Regions from separate parts of the Homo sapiens genome. Here region 2 is linked to region 1. Evidence: read pairs that join two places in POLR2A ChIA-PET (ENCODE). Cell type or tissue: OCI-LY7. All regions are shown on one strand. Each heading gives the region's core, and the rest is flanking DNA. Links, peaks and the distances in the headings are about the cores only. Region 1 has its middle 5.4 kb from the start of RLN3. Region 2 overlaps DNAJB1 (DnaJ heat shock protein family (Hsp40) member B1).

Region 1 (9,810 bases), core at 543-3,042:
TAACCCAGGAGGTGGAGGTTGCAGTGAGCCGAGATGGCGCCACTGCACTCCAGACTGTGCAATGGGAGGGAAACTCCACCTCAAGAAAAAAAAAAAAATTCACAGGGGTAGAAAGTAGTATGGTGGTTGCCAGGGGTAGAAGGAGGAAGGACGGAGAGAGTGTTTAATGGGGACAGAGTTTTGGTTGGGGAAGACAAAATGTTCTGGAGATGGATGATTGCACAATAATGTAAATATGGGTAATGCCACTGAATCGTACACTTAAAAATAGTTAAAACAGCCGGACACAGTGCTCACGCCTGTAATCCCAGCACTTTGGGAGCCCGAGGTGGGGAGATCCCCTGAGGTCAGGATTCAAGACCAGCCTGGCCAACATGGTGAAACCCCGTCTCTACTAAAAATACAAAACACATTAGCTGGATGTAGTGGCGCACGCCTGTAATTCCAGCTACTCGGGAGGCTGAGACAGGAGAATCGCTGGAACCTGGGAGGTGGAGACTGCAGCGAGTCAAGATGGCGGCATTGCACTCCAGCCTGCGCAACAAGAGCAAAACTCCATGCCAAAAGAAAAAAAAAATGTTAAAACGGTAAATTTTACATGTATTTTGCCACATTAACAAAAAATGTTTAGGCCAGGTGCAGCAGCTCATGCCTGGGCAAAATATTGAGGCCCTGTCTCTAAAAAAAAAAAGAAAAAAAAAAACAAGAAAAAGAAAAATATTGGCCAAGCATAGTAGTGAGCTGAGGTGGGAAGATGGCTTGATCCCAGGGGTTTGAGACTGCAGTGAGCTATGATCGTGCCACTGCACTCCAGTCTGAGTGACAGAGCCAGAGCCAGACAAAGCCAAAGAGGGAAAAAAATGGGTTTAACATACTGGCGGGGCACAATGGCTCACACCTATAATCCCAGCACTTTGGGAGGATGAGGCAGGCAGGTTGCTTGAACTCAGGAGTTTAAGACCAGCCTGGGCAACATGGTGAAACCCTGTTTCTGCAAAAAAAAAAAAAAAAAAAATTTAGCTGGGCGTGGTGACATGTGCCTGTGGTCTCAGCTACTCTGGGAGGCTGAGGCAGGAGGATCACTTGAGCCCAGGAGGTCAAGGCTACAGTGAGCTGGGATGGTGCTACTGCACTTCAGCCTGGGTGATAGAGTAAGACCCTGTCTCAAAAAATAAATAAATAAATAAATAAATAAAGCAAGCCTAGGAGTTTGAGACCTGCCTGGGGCACATACTGAGACCCTGTCTCTACAAAAAATTTAAAAATGAGCTGAGAGTGGTATGCATCTGTGGTCCCAGCTACTCAGGCGGCTAAGGTGGGAGGATAACTTGAGCCCGGGAGATCGAGGCTGCAGTGAGCCGTGATATTGCTGCTGACTCTAGCCTGGGCAACGGAGTGAGACCCTGTCTCATAAAGAAAAAAAAAACCTGTATTCATATTTGTTTTCATGTGTACAAAGTAATTCTGGAAAGATACTCAGGAAATTAAGAGCTGTGGTTATTCATGAGAGAAAGGGGAGGAACTGAAACTTGGAAGGCAGATGCTGCTTCATAAACCTTATATGCTTTGCTTTTTGAAGCATGTAAATGTATTAACTATTCGAAGATAAATTAAATAGTTTGGAGAAGCTGAGGGCAGTGATACAGACCTCTAATCCCAGCTATTTGGGAGGCTGAGGTGGGACGATCACTTTAGGAAAGGGAACTAAGACCAGCCTGGCAACACAGCGAGACTCCAGTCTCTTAAAAAAAAAAAAAAAAAAAAAAAAAATATATATATATATATATATATATATATATATATATATATATATATATATATATTTATTGTATTGCTGGGCACAGTGGCTCATGTCTGTAACCTCAGCACTTTGGGAGGCTGAGGCAGGTGGATCACTTGAGGCCAAGAGTTTGAGACTACCCTGGCCAACATGGTGAAACACCATCTCTAATAAAAATACAAAAATTAGCCGGGAGTGGTGGCGGGTGCCTGTAGTTTCAGCTACTCGGGAGGCTGAGACAGGAGAATCACTTGAACCCAGGAGGTGGACATTGCAGTGCACTGAGATGGTGCCACTGCACTCCAGCCTGGATGACAGAGCAAGACTCCATCTCAATATATATATAATATATATTTATATATAATATGTTAATATATTGTATACATACATATATGTATACAACATATTAATTTATATTAAGGTAATATATTATATTAATTAATTATATTATACTAATTAAATTATATTAATATAAGATGTATTAATTTACATATATTTCTGTATACAATATATTAATATATTATAAAAATGTTACATTATGTCCTAGGCTATATTTATATGTGCTATATTTATATTATATAAATAATATATCATAAAAATATGTTACATTATGCTATGTATTTATTTTATATAGCATAATGTAACATATAATATATAATGTATATATTACATATTATATATTATATATTTTTTGTATACTTTTTTAACATGTCCCCAGAGATAGGAAATATAAATCTATATTATACATTATATAACATATTTATATTACATATTATATATTATATATCATAATACATTATAATATATTAATTATAATATAATATATTAATATATTATAACATATTCTATAAATAAAATATTTATATATTATATAAATATGTTATATAATATGTTATATATAAATGCTATGATATATTGTATAACATAAATATAAAATTATATCTCATATAATAGATTATACATGATATATAATATACATTATATATCATATACATTATATATCATACATGATATATAATAATTATATTTAATATATAATGTATATTTTTATAATAATTACATATAACACATATATTTATATATTTTATATATATATATATATATACAGTCTGTATCTTCAACTGTTTTGTTTTTTTAAAAGGACACTCATAATTGGATTTAGGGCCCACCCAGATAATCCAGGATGAGCTTATCTTAATATAATATAATATATAATTTTATATTATATATTATATATTGTATTATAATATAATAAATATATAAATATTTTATTATATATTTTATAATATATATTATATATATTATATATATAAAATAAATATATATATTATACATAAATATAAATATATATAATATATTATATAACCTATTTATATTATATATATAAATATATAAATATATCATATATATTTATGTAGAATATATTTATATATTATAATATACTATATTATTATAATTATAATATATTTATATATAAATATATAAATGTATTTCTATATAATATATAAGTATATTATATAATAGAATATAGTATAATATATAACATCTATAATATATAAGTATACTTATATAATATATATTATACAATATATAAGTATATTATATATGTTTATATAATATATAAACATATTATATAATATGTTTATATATGATATATGCATATTATGTTTATTATGATATATGCATATTATATAATATGTTTATTATATGATATATAAATATATTTATATGTTATAGATGTTATGTATATTATAGATATATTATAATTTATAAATGTATATCATAATAATTTTATAAACTTATAAATATATATTATATATATAAAGTTTGGAAATCAGGGCTTTATTTAGAATTGGCAAAATTGGCTTGCATTTTTATAGTGAACAAAATCATCATGACACCCATATTCCTAGCAGGTGACATTTCCCGTTCTGACTATATTCATTTCACTGTAGCTGCTGTAACCAGTGTCCACAAACCAGGTGGCTTACACCAATGAACATTTATTCCCTTCCTGTTCTGGTTGTCAGGAGTCTGAAATGCAGGCGTCGCAGGGCCGCGCCCCCTCTGAGGCCTCTAGGGGAGGGTCCCTCCTTGCCTCTTCCAGCTTCTGGAGGCTCCAGGCCTTCCTTGGCTTCCTCAATGGCATTAAGCCAATTTCTGCCTCTGTCTTCATATGAACTTTCCTCTTTTGTCTGTGTCTTCAACTCTTTTGTTTTTTAAAAGGACACTCATAATTGGATTTAGGGCCCACGAAGATAATCCAGGTTGAGCTCATCTTAAGGTTCTTTTTAATTTTTTTTTAATGGAGTCTCACTGTGTTGCTCAGACTGGAGTGCAGTGGCATGCGATCTGGGTTCAATGCAACCTCCGACTCCCGGGTTCAAGCGATTCTCCTGGATCAGCCTCCTGAGTAGCTCATATTACAGGTGCCCGTCACCACACCCAGCTAATTTTTGTATTTTCAGTAGAGACCGGGTTTCACCATGTTGGCCAGGCTGGTCTGGAACTCCTGACCTCAGGTGATCTGCCTGCCTCAGCTTCCTGAAGTCCTGGGATTACAGGCATGAGCCACCCCCCAAGGCCATCTAAAGATTCTTAATTACATTTGCAAAAGCTCTTTTTCTTTTTCTTTCTTTCTTTTTTTTTTTTGAGACAGGGTCTCACTCTGTTGCCGAGGCTGGAGTGCAGTGACACCATCCCAGCTCACTACAGTCTCAAATTCCTGGGCTCAAGCGATCCTCCCACCTCAGCCTCCTGTGTAGGGGACTACAGGAACACACCACCATACCCAGCTAATTTTTGTATTTGTAGAGACGGGAGTGTCACTGTATTGTCCAAGCTGGTGTGGAACTCCTGGCCTCTAGCAATCCTCCTGCCTTGGTCTTCCAAGTAGCTGAGACCACAGGCATGCATGCCTGGCTAATATTTTCTATTTTTTAAAGGCCAGATCTTGACATTTTGCCCAGGCTGGTCTTAAACTCTTACGCTCAAGTGTTCCTCCGGCCTCAGCTTCCTAAGTAGCTGGAAATACAGGCACACATCACCTCACCTGGCTAAGGTTTTGTTTTGTTTTGTTTTAAGATAGGATCTCTGTCACCCAAGCTGGGTGACACAATCATGGCTCACTGCAGCCGTGACCTTCTGGGCTCAAGCAATCCTCCTGCCTCAGCCTCCTGAGTAGCTGAGATTACAGGCACCTGCCACCGTGCCTGACTAATTTTTTTATTTTTTAGTAGAGACAGGGTTTCACTGTGTTGGCCAGGCTGGTCTCAAACTCCTGACCCCAGGTGATCCGTCCTCCTTGGCCTCCCAGTGTGCTGGGATTACAGGTGTGAGCCACCGCACTTGGTTTCAAATACTTTTTTCTAGTAAGATCACATTTATAGATCCCAGGGTTTAGGATGTGGACATAGATTTCTGCAGATCACCATTTACACACCACACCGACGAGTGCTGTGCAGAATGCTTAGGACTCTATAGAATTTCACCAAAGTCCCCAAGAGGCTCATGAAGCAGGTATACTTATCATCTCCATCTTCACAATGAACTCAGAGAGGTATAGGGTCTTGCCCAAGGATACACAGGAACAGAGATTTGAACCTAGCTATGTTGGGCCCAAAACTCTGATTCTATGTGAGACACAAAAGACGCTTCTGGGCTGGGTGCAGTGACTCACGCCAGCACTTTGGGAGGCTGAGGTGGGCAGATCACTTGAGATCAAGAGTTTGAGGCTAGCCTGGCCAACATGGCAAAACCCCGTCTCTACTAAAAATACAAAAATTAACCAGACATGGTGGCGCACACCTGCAGTCCTAGCTACTTGGGAGGCTGAGGCACATGAATAGCTTGAACCCTGGAGACAGAGGCTGCGATGAGCCGAGATCACTCCATTGCACTCCAGTCTGAGCGACAGAGTGAGACCCTGTGTCAAAAAAAAAAAAAAAAGAAAAGAAAAAGAAAAAAGAGGCTTCTGGTTTGAGGCCCATCAGTTAAGTCAGGCAGGCAGGCAGCAGATATTTCCTGAATGCTTGTTCTTCCCCAGGCCAGGCACTGGGGGCGCAGGAGAAAAGGGCAGGAGGGTACCTCCCTACAGGAAGTTCCTGGAGAAGAGGCCGAGGGGAAGAGAGTATTATTCACCAGCCCTTTAGAAACAGAGCAATCAGAGGTGACCTCTGCCTCCGGAAGGTTGCCCTTGGCCTGTGACATCCACAGCAGGCAACTGGGGCCAGGAGTTTGTGACAGAGAAAAGGACAAAGAGATGAAGTTCTAATCCAAAGGGAACGTGTCCAGTAGAAATAACATTTAAACAGCACTTACTTCATGCAGGAGATTGTTGTAAAAATTTGACTCACTCATTAAATCTTTCCCATTTTGCAAGTGAGGAAACCAAGGCACAGAGAGTTTAAGTGACTTGGCCAAGGTCACACAGCAGGAAAGAGGCAGAGGTGGAATTTGAAGCCAAGCTTGCCCCCCTTACCAGAGCCCTTGTTTTTGCTGTGTTTTAAAGTCGAGGTGAAATTGACATTAACATAGCTGTGCCTGGTGGCTCATGCCTGTAGTCCTAGCACTTTGGGAGGCCAAAGGGGGAGGATCACTTGAGCTCAGGAGTTCCAGATCAGCCTGGGCAACATAGTTAGGCCTCATCTCTTTAAAAAAGAAAGACTGGCCGCAGTGGTTTACATTTGTAAACCACCTGTTTCCCACCTGGCTAATTTTTGTATTTTTGTTAGAGACTGGGTTTTACACTACGGTGGACAGGCTGGTCTCAAACTCCTGAACTCAAGTGATCTGCCCGCCTTGGCCTCCCAAAGTGCTGGGATTACAGACGTGAGCCACCGTACCTGGCCTGGTTAGTTTTATTTTATATGGATGTTATCTCTCTCTTTTTTTTTTTTTTTTTGAGACAGAGTTTCGCTCTTGTTGCCCAGGCTGGAGTGCAATGGCGTGATCTCCGCTCACTGCATCCTCCGACTCCCAGGTTCAAGAGATTCTCCTGCCTCAGCCTCCTGAGTAGCTGGGATTACAGGCATCTGCCACCATGCCCAGCAAATTTTTGTATTTTTAGTAGAGACGGGTTTCACCGTGTTGGCCAGGCTGGTCTCAAACTCTTGACCTCAAGTGATCCGTCCTCCTCAGCCTCCCAAAGTGCTGGGATTACAGGCATGAGCCACCATGCCCGGCCTCAATTTTTTTTTTTTTTAGACAAGGTTTGGCTCCGTTGTACAGGCTGGAGTGCAGTGATGCAATCTCAGCTCATGGCAGCCTTGAACGCTTAGGCAAAAGTGATCTTCCCACCTCAGCCTCCTGAGTAGCTGGGATCACAGATGTGTGCCACCACACCTGGCTAATTTTTACATTATTTGTAGAGGTGGGGTTTCACCTGTTGCCCAGGCTGGTCTGGAACTCTTGGGTTCAAGCAATCCTCCTGCCTTGGCTGCCCAAAGTTCCGGAATTACAGGCGTGAGCCATCATTCCCAGCCTCTCAATATATATATTTTTATTTTATTATGATGATGATGATTATTTTTTGTGACAAAGTCTCACTCTGTCGCCCACGCTGATGCACAGTGGCTCAATCTCGGCTCACTGCAGACTCTGCCTCCTGGGTTCAAGTGAGTCTCCTGCCTCAGACTCCTGAGTAACTGGGATTACAGGCATGTGCCACCATGCCCAGCTAATTTTTGTACTATTAGTAGAGATGGGGTTTGACCATGTCGGCCAGGCTGGTCTCGAACTCCTGACCTCAAGTGACTCGCCCGCCTCAGCTGCCCAAAGTTCTAGGATTACAGGCATGAGCCACTGTGCCTGGCCACTGCCACTAATTTTACATTATGGTGAGTTGTATGATTATTTCAATATACAACTACAGTATAATAATAATAGAAATAAAGTGCACAATAAATGTGATGCGCTTGGCCAGGCGCGGTGGCTCATGCCTGTAGTCCCAGCACTTTGGGAGGCCGAGGTGGACGGATCATGAGGTCAAGAGATCGGGACCAACCTGGACAACATGGTGAAACCTCGTCTCTACTAAAAATACAAAAATTAGCTGGGCGTGGTGGCATATGCCTGTAGTCCCAGCTACTCGGAAGCTGAGGCAGGAGAATCGCTTGAACCTGGGAGGCAGAAGTTGCAGTGAGCCAAGATTGCGCCATTGCACTCCAGCCTGGTGACACAGCAAGACTCCATCTCAAAAAAAAAAAAAAAAAAAAAAAAAGTGATACGCTTGAATCATCCCGAAACCATCCACTTGACACTCCATCCATGGAAAAATTGTCTTCCACGAAACCGGTTTCTGGCGTCAAAAACGTTAGGATCTGCTGCCTCAGGACACCCTTCTGTGTCTCCGTTTCCTCATTTGTAATATGAGAATTATCTTAGTCCTGAATTCATAACCCCATGCTCTTAAAAGTGTGGTTTCCGCCGGGCGCAGTGTCTCACGCCTGTAATCCCAGCACTTTGGGAGGTCGAGGCGGGCGGATCACGAGGTCAGGAGATCGAGACCATCCTGGCTAACACAGTGAAACCCCGTCTCTACTAAAAATACAAAAAATTAGCCGGGCGTGGTGGCGGGCGCCTGTAGTCCCAGCTACTCGGGAGGCTGAGGCAGGAGAATGGCGTGAACCTGGGAAGTGGGGAGCTTGCAGTGAGCCGAGATCATGCCACTGCACTCCAGCCTGGGCGACAGTGCGAGACTCCATCTCAAAAAAAAAAAAAAAAGAAAGAAAGAAACTGTGGTTTCTGGGCTGGGCGTGGTGCTCCAGGCTGGAGTGCAATGACACAATCTTGGCTCACTGCAACCTCTGCCTCCTGGGTTCAAGCGATTCTCCTGCCTCAGCCTTCTCAGTAGCTGGGATTACAGGCACCCGCCACCATGCCCGGCTAATTTTTATATTTTTAATAGAGACAGGGTTTCATCATGTTGGCCAGGCTGGTCTCAAACTCCTGACCTCAGGTGATCCACCCGCCTCGACCTCCCAAAGTGCTGGGATTACAGGTGTGAACCACTGTGTCCAGCCAATCCCAGCACTTCGAGAGTCTGACGCATTTGGGTCCCTTGAGTCCAAGAGTTTGAGACCAGCCCGGGCAACATTGTGAGGTCTCATCTCTACAAAAAATACAAAAATTAGCTGAGCATGGTGGTACACACCTGTAGTCCCAGCTACTTAGGAGGCTGAGGTGGGAGGATCATTTGAACCCGGGAATTCAAGGCTGCAGTGAGCTATGTTGCCACCACTACAATCCAGCCTGGGCAACATAGCCAGACCCTGTCTCTGAAAAAAAGAAAAAAAAAAAAGTCTGGTTTCTGAACCAGCAGGATCAATGTCACCTGGGAACTGGTTGGAAATGCAGATTCTTAGATATGTTCCATACCTGTTGAGTCAGGAGCTCTGCAGGTAGGACACAAAGATATGTGTTTTGTTTGTTTGTTTTTGAGACAGAGTCTCACTCTGTTGCCCAGGCTGAAGTGCAGTGGCGCCATCTCAGCTCACTGCAACCTCCACCTCCCAGGTTCAAGCAATTCTCCTGCCTCAGCCTCCCAAGGAGCTGGGGCTACAGACATGAGCCACCACACCCGGCTAATTTTTTGTATTTTTAGTAGAGGCGGGGTTTCACCATGTTGGCCAGGCTGGTCTCGAACTCCGGACCTCAGGTAATCCTCCTGCCATGGCCTCCCAAAGTGCTGGGATTACAGGCGTGAGCCACCGCGCCTGGCCTGATTTCTGTTTTAACAAGCCTACCCAAAGATTCTGAAGCTCACTCACATTTGAGAACCATTACCCTGGGTTGTTGGGAGAATCAAATACATTACAGAGATATAAAATGCTTTGAGCAGCTGAGGGCTGTGGCTCATATCTGTAATCCCAGCACTTTGGGAGGCTGAGACAGGCGGATCACCTGAGGCCAGGAGTTCGAGACCAGCCTGGCCAACGTGGTAAAACCCCGTCTCTACTGAAAATACAAAAATTAGCCAGGTGTGGTGGTGGGCGCCTGTAATCCCAACTACTTGGGAGGCTGAGGCGGGA
Region 2 (9,776 bases), core at 4,358-6,857, 490 kb after region 1:
ATCTCCTGAGCCTAGCACTGAGGTGTCCCTCAGGAACTGTGCCCATAGACTAGTCTACAGATTGTGAAGTAGAAACAGGTCCCCCATGCCAGGCGCGGTGGCTCACGCCTGTAATCCCAGCACTTTGGGAGGCCGAGGTAAGGCAGATCACCTGAGGTCGGGAGTTCGAGACCAGCCTGGCCAACATGGTGAAACCACGTTGCTACTAAAATTACAAAAATTAGCTGGGCGTGATGGTGGGTGCCGGTAGTCGCAGCTACTCAAGAGGCTGAGGCATGAGAATTGCTTGAATCTGGGAGGTAGGTGTTGCAGTGAGCTGAGATCATGCCACTGCACCCCAGCCTGGATGACAGAGCAAGTATCGGTCTCAAAAAAAAAAAAAAAAACAAAAAGAAAAGAAAAAGAAAAAAAGAAACAGGTCCCTCAGGAAAGAGGGGCTCTCCCGGACTGAATATCTGCTTCTCCCTGGTGGGAAAGCTGAAGGAATTGGGGTATGGGGGTGGGGTCCCTGGCAAGGGTGGTGGGGACTACTAGCTGACCCGAGGGCTGGGTTATCCTTCCTCTGCACATACCATGACATGAACTATCGTAGGAAAAATGTTGCAGGTCCTCTTGTCTGAATTACTTTGTCACTTAATTACTCACTTAACAAACACTCAAAGGGTCAGTTCCGGGGCAAGCATCACTCTGGCAACTGGTGATACAGATTATTAGGATGTAGTTGGTGACCTCAAGGGAACTCACAGTTGCCACAAAGCGGGGGACATTTTTTAGTATTCTCCTGCCGTTGTCTCTCCTGCCCCACTGACAAAGAGGGAAGGTGTCTCAACTAATAATCAGGGAGTTTGAGAAATCAGCCTCTGCTTCCCCTTGGGCAAGTGTGATGTCAACAGACTATGAAAGTACTTTCAGCCAGGAGGGGTGGCTCACGCCTGTAATCCTAGCACTTTGTGAGGCTGAGGCGGGTGGATTGCCTGAGCTCAAGAGTTCGAGACCAGCCTGGGTAACATGGTGAAACCCTGTCTCTACTAAAATATAAAAAATTAGCTGGGCGTGGCAGCATGCACCTGTAATCCCAGCTACCCAGGAGGCTGAGGCAGGAGAATCGCTTGAACCTCGGGGGCAGAGGTTGCAGTGAGCCAAGATTGCGCCACTGCACTCCATCCTAGGTGACAGAGTGAGACTCCTTCTCAAAAAAAAAAAAAAAAAGAAAGAAAGTGCTCTCAGGTCTGTGGGAGAGAAGATGAGTGCATGCTCTTTAAGGCCTAGTTTTTTTGTTTTTTTTTTTTGAGACAGTGTCTTACTCTGTCGCCCAGGCTGGAGTGCAGTGGCGAGATTTCGACCTCAGGTGATCCACCCAGCTGAGCCTTCCAAAGTTCTAGGATTACAGGCGCAAGCCACCGTACCCAGCCAAGGCCTAGATTTTAATAGAGAATATAGATAGATGCTTCTTGTTTGTGTTGTGCCATTTTTAGGTGTTTTTTTTTTCTTTCTTTCTTTCTTTCTTTTTTTTTGACAGAGTGTTGCTCTGTCACCGAGGCTGGAGTGCAGTGGCACAATCTTGGCTCAGTGCAACCTCCACCTTCTAGGTCCAAGCGATTCTCCTGCTTCACCCTCCAGAGTAATTGGGATTACAGGCACCTGCCACCACGCCTGGCTAATTTTTGTATTTTTAGTAGAGACAGGGTTTCAACATGTTGTCCAGGCTGGTCTCGAACTGCTGACCTCAGGTGATCCACCCACCTCGGCCTCCCAAAGTGCTGGGATTACAGGCGTGAGCCACTGCGCCTGGCCCATTTTTAGTATTTAGTGGAAGTTTGGTGCATTGAGATTTCCTTTATTCTTTCCTTTTTTTTTTTTTTTGAGACAGAGTTTCACTCTGTCACCAAGGCTGGAGTGCAGTGGGGCAATCTCAGCTCACTGCAACCTCTGTCTCCTGGGTTCAAGCAATTCTCCTGCCTCAGCCACTGGAGTAGCTGGGGTTACAGGTGCCTGCCACCATGCCCAGCGAATTTTTGTAATTTTAGTAGAGACGGGGTTTCACTGTGCTGGCCAGGCTGGTCTGAAACTCCTGACCTCAGGTGAGCCATCCGCCTTGGCCTCCCAAAGTGCTGGGATTACAGGCATGAGCCACTGTGCCCGGCCCAGCTTGACTTTTAGATATAATGTTTCAGTTTTTAGTAGAGATGGGGTTTCACCACATTGGCCAGGCTGGTCTCGAACTCCTGACCTCAAATGATCCACCCATGGTGGTCTCCCATAGTGCTGGGATTACAGGCATGACCTGCTCCGCCTGGCCTGGGGCAGGTTTTCTGCCAAGTGCTTTAGATATATTTGCTAATGTTATTCACACTTGCTCTATTCCTGGCCTGGATAAAGCGCTTCTCAGGGATTAGCTGTCTGAGTTCTAGCTCCAGAAGAGTGAGAAAGGAGGGGCTGCGATGTTTGATTAGTCCTGTTATACATGGGAAGAAACTGAGGCTCTGAAAGGTTTTGTCATTTGTTTGAGGAAATGTGGTGAGCAGAACTTGGACTTGGCACCCCCCTACCCCAGAAGCTGGGTTCTTCATCGCTATGTTCTTTTGTTTCCTAAATGCACTAACTCACCCAGATGTCACAGCATCTCTATGAGAGCTGCACTTCTGTTTCCCGTTTCTTCTGTTTTTTTTTTTCGAGACAGAGTCTTGCTCTGTCACCCAGGCTGGTGTGCAGTGGTGGGATCTGGGCTTACTGCAGCCTCTACCTCCCAGTTTCAAGCGATTCTCCTGCCTCAGCCTCCTGAGTAGCTGGGATTACAGGCACCTGCCACCACGCCCAGCTTTGTATTTTTAGTAGAGACAGAGTTTCACCACGTTGGCCAGGCTGGTCTTGAACTCTTGACCTCAAGTGATCCATCCGCCTCGGCCTCCCAAAGAGCTGGGATTACAAGCATGAGCCACCACACCTGGCTAATGCTCAGCTAACGTTTTAGGAGGGTGGATCACCTGAGGTCAGGAGTTCGAGACCAGCCTGACCAACACGGTGAAACCCCATCTCTACTAAAAATACAAAAATTAGCTGGGTGTGGTGGCGGGTGCCTGTAATCCCAACTACTCGGAAGGCTGAGGCAGGATAATTGTTTGAACTTGGGAGGCGGAGGTTGCAGTGAGCTGAGATTGCATCATTGTACTCCAGCCTGGGTGACAGGGCAAGACTCCGTGTCAAAAAAAAAAAAAAAAAAAAGAAAGAAAAGAAAAGAAAAGAAAAGAAAAAAAACAAAAGCAAGCAATCAAACTGGGACTCAAATCCGGAAGCAAGAACGATGTGAGAGGAGTCAGGGGTCGCCAAACACTAATTTAGATCTTCACACCCAGCTGGGTGGACCTGCCAGAATAAAGGTGGGGAATAGCACAGGAATGAGGAAGCTCTTTATGTTCACAGCATCTTGTGTGAGAAAAAAAAAAAAAAAAAGCGGAGTGTACAGTATGTACTCCTTGTGTAAAAAAAGAAAAATGTATTCCCCGCAGCATCTCAGGAAAGGCGCAGGAGAGACGGGGAACATTCGTATCCAGTTCGGGGGTGTGGAATCGGATGGTAGGGTGGGAGGGAGGACTTTCACTCTCTGTATCCTTTCCAGTGTTGTATTGTGATTACACAGTCAAAAAATAAAACTGAAAATTTAGAAATTGTGTTTATGCTTATGTAAGCACAGACTCATCTCTTGGAGGAAGCACAAAAATGGTTTTTTTAAAAAAGGAAAAAAAGGCCGGGTGCAGTGACTCACGCCTGTCATCCCAGCACTTTGGGAGGCTGAGGTGGGCGGATCACTTGAGGTCAGGAGTTTGAGACTAGCCTGGGCCAACATGATGAAATCCTGTCTCCACTAAAAATACAAAAATTAGCCGGGCGTGGTGGTACGCGCCTGTAATCCCAGCTACTAGGGAAGCTGAGCCAGGAGGGTCGTTTGAGCCTGGGAGGCAGAGGTTGCAGTGAGCCGAGATTGCACCACTGCACTCCAGCCTTGGCGACAGACCGAGACTCTGTCTCAAAAATGAGAAAAGGAAAAAAAAAAAAAAAAATCTGTGATGCCAATGCCAGTGTCTATAGTGGTGCAGTAGGATGGGGAACTTCAGGGCCAGGGGAAGGATGGGAGGACTCGGCTTTTCACCATAGGCCAAATGGACCTATTGAGTGCTGTTCTATGATTATAAAAAAAAAACACTGCTGGTATTGTAATGCAGGTGGGTCAAAGAATGAGTCAGTTGCACACGTCCTGTCATGGAAGGAGCTCTGAGACCTGATCAGAGATGCAGCATGGAAAAGTGAAATAAATCCATTAAAGAAAGCCCAAGGCTGAGCCTATAATCCCAGAGCTTTGGGAGGCCAAGGTGGGAGAATCGCTTGGGGCCAGAGCAACATATCAAGATATCAAGATATCGGCCAGCGCAGGTTCACGCCTGTCATCCCAGCACTTTGGGAGGCCGAGGCAGGTGGATCACTTGAGGTCAGGAGTTCAAGACCAGCCTGGCCAACATGGTGAAACCCAGTCTCTACTAAAAATAAAAAATTAACCAGGCATGGTAGCACACGCCTGTAATCCCAGTTACTCGGGAGGCTGAGGCAGGAGAATCGCTTGAACCCAGGAGGCAGAGGTTGCAGTGAGCCGAGATTGCGCCACTGCACTCCAGCATGGGCAAAAGAGCAAGATTCCGTCTCAGGAAAAAAAATTAAAAAAAAAAAAAAAAAAAAAGGAAGGTAGAAGTGGCTCACGCCTGTAATCCCAGCACTTTGGGAGGCCAAAGCAGGCACATCACGAGGTCAAGAGATCAAGACCATCCCGACCAACATGATGAAACCCCATCTCTAGTAAAAATACAAAAATTAGCTGGGCGTGATGTCATGTGCCTGTAGTCCCAGCTACTCAGGAGGCTGAGACAGGAGAATCACTTGAACCCGGGAAGTGGAGGTTGTAGTGAGCCAAGATTGCACCACTGCACTCCAGCCTAGGCAACAGAGCAAGACTCCATCCCCCTCCCCGCAAAAAAGTTAACATATCAACAAATCATCTCTACAAAAATTAGACAAATTGGCTGGTTGTGGTGTGGAGTGCCTGTGGTCCTAGCTACTCAAGAGGTTGAGAGGCGGGAGGATTGCTTGAGCCCAGGAGTTTGAGGCTGCAGTGAGCTATGATCCTACCACTGCACTCCAGCCTGGACAACAGAGTGAAATCCTGTCTTCAAAAAAAGAAATTAAAAAAAAAATCCTGAGTGCGGTGGCTCACACCTGTAATCCCAGCACTTTGTGAGGCCGAGGGGGCGCCGATCACTTGAGGTCAGGAGTTTGAGGCCAGCCTGGCCAACATGGTGAAACCCCATCTCTATACTAAGAATACAAAAATTAGCCTGGCGTGGTGGCGCACGCCTGTAATCTCAGCTACTTGGAAGGCTGAGAATTGCTTGAACCTGGAAGGTGGAGATCGCAGTGAGCCGAGATTGCACCACCGCGCTCCAGCTTGGATAGAGCGAGACTCTGTCTGAAAAAAAAAAAAAAAAAAAACAAGCCCAAGACTTTGGGAAAAGTTTGCATGTGGGTGCACCAGATATCCGGCCAAGATAGACAAGCCAAGTAGTGGCCTTTGAGCAAAAAAATGCATGTGTGAAAGGTCTTTGGGCCCTTTTACCACCAAGATTTTCCCCTCAAAATCCCACCGTCCCACTCCTCACACTGCTACCTGGTAGGTTGCTTGGCCGTGTTTTTTGTGAAGTTCCCAGAATTGTATATACCTCAAGGCTTCGTGCACCTTTATGTTTGTGACACTTCAGTATGAAGTTCACAGGGACTTGGTGTATAATGGAGACTTGGGGGTGGGGATGGCAGCCCTGGGATTTGTGTCACCAATGAGGTCAGGTCAGTTCCGCAATAAATGTGACCTTGGCGTGTGGGATACTTTGGTAAACATCTCTTAGCTCTTGATATTCCAGGGTCACCTCCTGATTGGGCTGGCGTCTCCTGGCTTAATGTGGCTGCTCTTCAAAGTCACCCCTGCAATGTCTTTAGGGAAAAGCCCTCTAGACTTGACTTGTCCAACAGTTGCCACTGGCCACATACATGTGTGGCTGCTAAGCAACTGAAGTGTGGCAGGACTGAGGAACTGATTCTAATTTTATTGAATTTGTAAGATGTTTAAGTAAACGGTATATAGAACGTTCTAGTCATTGCAGAAAGTTCTCCTGGACTGGCAGGGCTGCCCCTAGCCTGTTTTCAGCGCTTCAACTGTTTCAGTGGGAAGGGAAAGCAACTCTTAGCTTGACACTTTTTTGTGAGACACAGCCTCGCTCTGTCACCCAGGCTGGAGTGCAGTGGTGGGATCTTTGCTCACTGCAACCTCTGCCTCCCATGTTCAAGTGATTCTCCTGCCTCAGCCTCCTGAGTAAATGGGACTACAGGTACGTGCACCACGCCTGGCTTTTTGTTTTAATAGAGACGGGGTTTCACCATGTTGGCCAGGCTGGTCTGAAACTCCTGACCTCAGGTGATCTGCCCGCCTTGGCCTCCCAAAGTGCTGGGATTACAGGTGTGAGCCACTGCGTCTGGCCCAGTTTGACTTTTGGATACTGTGTTTTAGTTTTTTTTTCTTGATACAGGGTCTCACTTTGTCACCCAGGTTGGAGTGCAGTGGCACAAACACAGCTTGCTACTGCCTCCACCTCTTGGGCTCAATTGATCCTCCTGCCTCAGTCCCATAAATAGCTGGCCCTACAGGTGTACGCTGCATTCTCCGGCTGAATTTTTAAATTTTGTAGAGATGGGGTTTCACAATGTTGTCTAGGCTGGTCTCAAACTCCTGAGCTCAAGGGATCTACCCACCTTGGCCTCCCAAAGTACTGGGATTACATGCCTGAGCCACTGCTCCTGGTCTATATACAGTGTTTCCACTTTAGAACATTTTGTAACAAAGCAGCAATACATTGTTTTAAGCCTGAGCAATTACTTTATAATAAAACCAGTTATTTTAAAGAAAGTTACAAAGTAAAAGCAGCTTTAGTAGCCTGCAAATAAAGCCAAGGCAGGAAATGGGTCCTCTCTACAGTGGGGCTAGTCCTGGGCAGGACCTTGAGCTCCGGTTTGGCCAGCCTTCAGGACGCCCAGCCCGTTCTAGCAGGGAAGGAGTGATAAGGAATTAAGAGGCCAGACCCTGGGTTGGCCCCTTGGCCCCAGAGCCAAGGTCTGCTGAAAAAGCCAGGGACCCTGAAGAAAGGCAGAATTAGGAGCCAGACCCTGCCTCTCCCCACCGCTACTTTGACTCCAACCTTCATCAAAAAATGATCCCCAAGGCCACTGTGCTTGGGTCTCTGGTTTTTTGGACCCCGAGTCTGGGTAGAAGTTCTCCAACCCACTTATGGCTGAGGAAGGGAGACTTACGTTTCCCTTGCAGGGCACTTGCCTCCTGCCCATCCCACCCTCTCACCTTGATTGAATTTGGAAGGATGCCCAGCTCCCCACTCCACCCCCAAAACCAGCAGAACCCTCAAACAGAGTCACAGGACCGCTCCCCTGAGGTTTAGCATCAGTCTTTAATGCTGTCGCACTTCATTGACTAGTCACACACTTTGGTCTCATGTTGGCAGTGGCAACTTACAATGAGTCTAAAGGTCTGAGCACTGGACTGGCCTCCAGGGAACAGACATTTGTTCCAACTCCCCTTCCCTCCCCAAGATTTCTTCAGAATTCCATTATGGCCCTATACAGAGAGCACTGGCTGCCGGGGACAGGTTTTGAGTGTACACCAACTATACATGGAATTATAAAAACATATTTACAGACGTTCCACAGTGCTCCTGTAATCAGAAGCAAAGACCCTTTTATCAAAAGGGATTGTATCTAGGGCTGTGCAAAATTCAAAAGGATCAGATCCCTTTGAAAGAGTCCATAGTCCATGAAACAAAAAATTACCTGGGCCACTGGTAAGCCCCACGTGTGCCAAGATTGCCTTACAGAAATGTAAAGAGTGTGACCCACAAAGTGAGGACATTCAGCTTCACTGGAGCCAGAGGTCAGGAAGGCCCCTTGCTGAGGCCAGGCTCCCAGACCATCAAGGGAGAGGTGGCTGCACTTGCTGGAGTCACTCACTGGAGGCTGGCTCCCTTGGTCCTGCTGGAACGAGAGGTATTGCTTGTGGACGCCAACCAGGCAGTTCTGCAGGAATAGTTTAGGTTCTCAATTTGAGATGGCCAAAGAGAAGACAGAATTCTCCAGGAGAAGAGCAAGACATGGGAGACAAATACAGAATAAAGCACAAACTGATCACACAACAGAAAAGGAGGAGTGTACAGGGTCTGGGAATCAAGACTGCAGGTTGACATTATCTACCAGCCAGAAGCAAAAAGACACAGAGGGATCAAGTCCATCTGCTGGTCTGCCTCTCACCCCTGGCCAGGGACTGGAGGTGGATGTGGGCCCATCCCGGGAGGGCTGCCAGACCCAGTGGGGCAGACTGGAATGCCTTTTCCTGCTGTTCCCACCACCTGATGCCCTATAGCTCGAAAAACCACTGAAGTCTAGTGTGCGACTTTGAAAGATTGTAATATATGCTCTGGAAAACATTCAGCAGTACGAAAGCCCTCCCTGGGCCCTCCCACCCTCTCATGGTCCACAACTGGTAGAAAGGTCCAGAAATCCTTGAGCTCTGGAAAGGTCCCTGGTCAGTCCTTGGGGAGCTCAGATAGCTATATTGGAAGAACCTGCTCAAGTACGGTTCTTGATGTCTGGGGAATCCTTTCGGGGAAGATCACTTCAAACTCAATAATGAGGTCCCCACGTTTCTCGGGTGTTTTGGGGAGGGGGAGGCCTTCTCCAGGAACTTTTCGCCGCATGCCAGGCCTGATAACATCTTTGAATACGACGGGTATCGTCCTGCCGTCCAGAGTGGGGACGTTCACTGTGCAGCCACACAGAGCCTTGAAAAGCAAAAGGACAGCATTAGATGGAAGCTGGCTCAAGAGGCTCAGCTCTTGCCCAGAGGCCGTCTGCCATAGATAAGACCCATCAGGCCTCTGCAGCTAAGACCTGGCCCCCAAATCTACACGTCCCCACCACGAAAGCTCCACAACAGCGCCCTGGTCAGTCCTGTTCACTGTTGTGCCCCAAGCCTGGCACGCACCACACACCCCAACACATTGGTTCAGCAAATACTAAACTGCTTCAAAAAGCAGCCATCGCCCTCTACAGACACCGCCCCACCTGGCACCTTACCTCCCGGAGGCTGATCCTGGCAGGATAAATGACATCAGAGCCATCTCTCTTAAAGATATTGTGGGGCTTGTCCTTTAAAACAAAGACGATATCAGCTGGAATGTTGTTGGAGGTCTGGTCTCCTTCCTTGGGGAAAGTGATTTTGGTTCCTTCTTTCCACCCCTTCTTCACTTCGATGGTCAATATTTTGTCTTCGTTTCGAATGCTCTTTCCGTCGGGGTTTAGCCGCTTGTGGGAGATTTTCATCTTCTTGGTACAGCCGCTGTAGATCTCTTCAAGGGAGACTCGAAGGTCGTGGGTGACTGGGGGATCTTGCTTCTTTCGGGCGGGCTCTTGGGCAGAGCGGGAGCGGCCAAAGTTCACGTTGGTGAAGCCACCCATGCCCATAGGGAAGCCAGAGAATGGGTCATCAATGTCCATGCCTTCCTCCCCGTTCCGCTGCCCAAAAAAGGTGTCAAAGGGATTTCTGCCACCGAAGAACTCAGCAAACATGGCATGAGGGTCTCCATGGAATGTGTAGCTGAAAGAGGTACCATTGGCACCAC

What was found. Peaks named below come from ENCODE experiments on the same cell type or tissue, not always from the same donor. Only the 100,000 strongest peaks of a DNase experiment are listed, where the experiment ranks them.
Region 2: POLR2A ChIA-PET joins it to region 1 with 5 read pairs; 5 of 35 experiments call an interaction of 5 or more read pairs at or near these places.

What each region holds. Positions count from the first base shown.
Region 1 is chr19:14,017,845-14,027,654 of GRCh38, forward strand. No RefSeq gene overlaps it. Among named protein-coding and RNA genes, the nearest start is that of RLN3, 5.4 kb to the right of the region's middle. RefSeq lists enhancers at 5,668-6,168, 6,169-6,669 and a cis regulatory region at 5,672-6,071. In OCI-LY7, for the core only: no CTCF peak of the experiment used is centred there; DNase peaks (open chromatin) are centred at 1,087 and 1,487; H3K4me3 peaks cover 489 bases; H3K27ac peaks cover 1,538 bases.
Region 2 is chr19:14,507,235-14,517,010 of GRCh38, forward strand. DNAJB1 (DnaJ heat shock protein family (Hsp40) member B1) reads right to left here. Exons shown (of 3, transcript NM_006145.3): 2 at 9,232-9,776; 3 at 7,535-8,936. The coding sequence ends at 8,706. Among named protein-coding and RNA genes, the nearest start is that of DNAJB1, 6.3 kb to the right of the region's middle. In OCI-LY7, for the core only: no CTCF peak of the experiment used is centred there; no DNase peak of the experiment used is centred there; H3K27ac peaks cover 252 bases.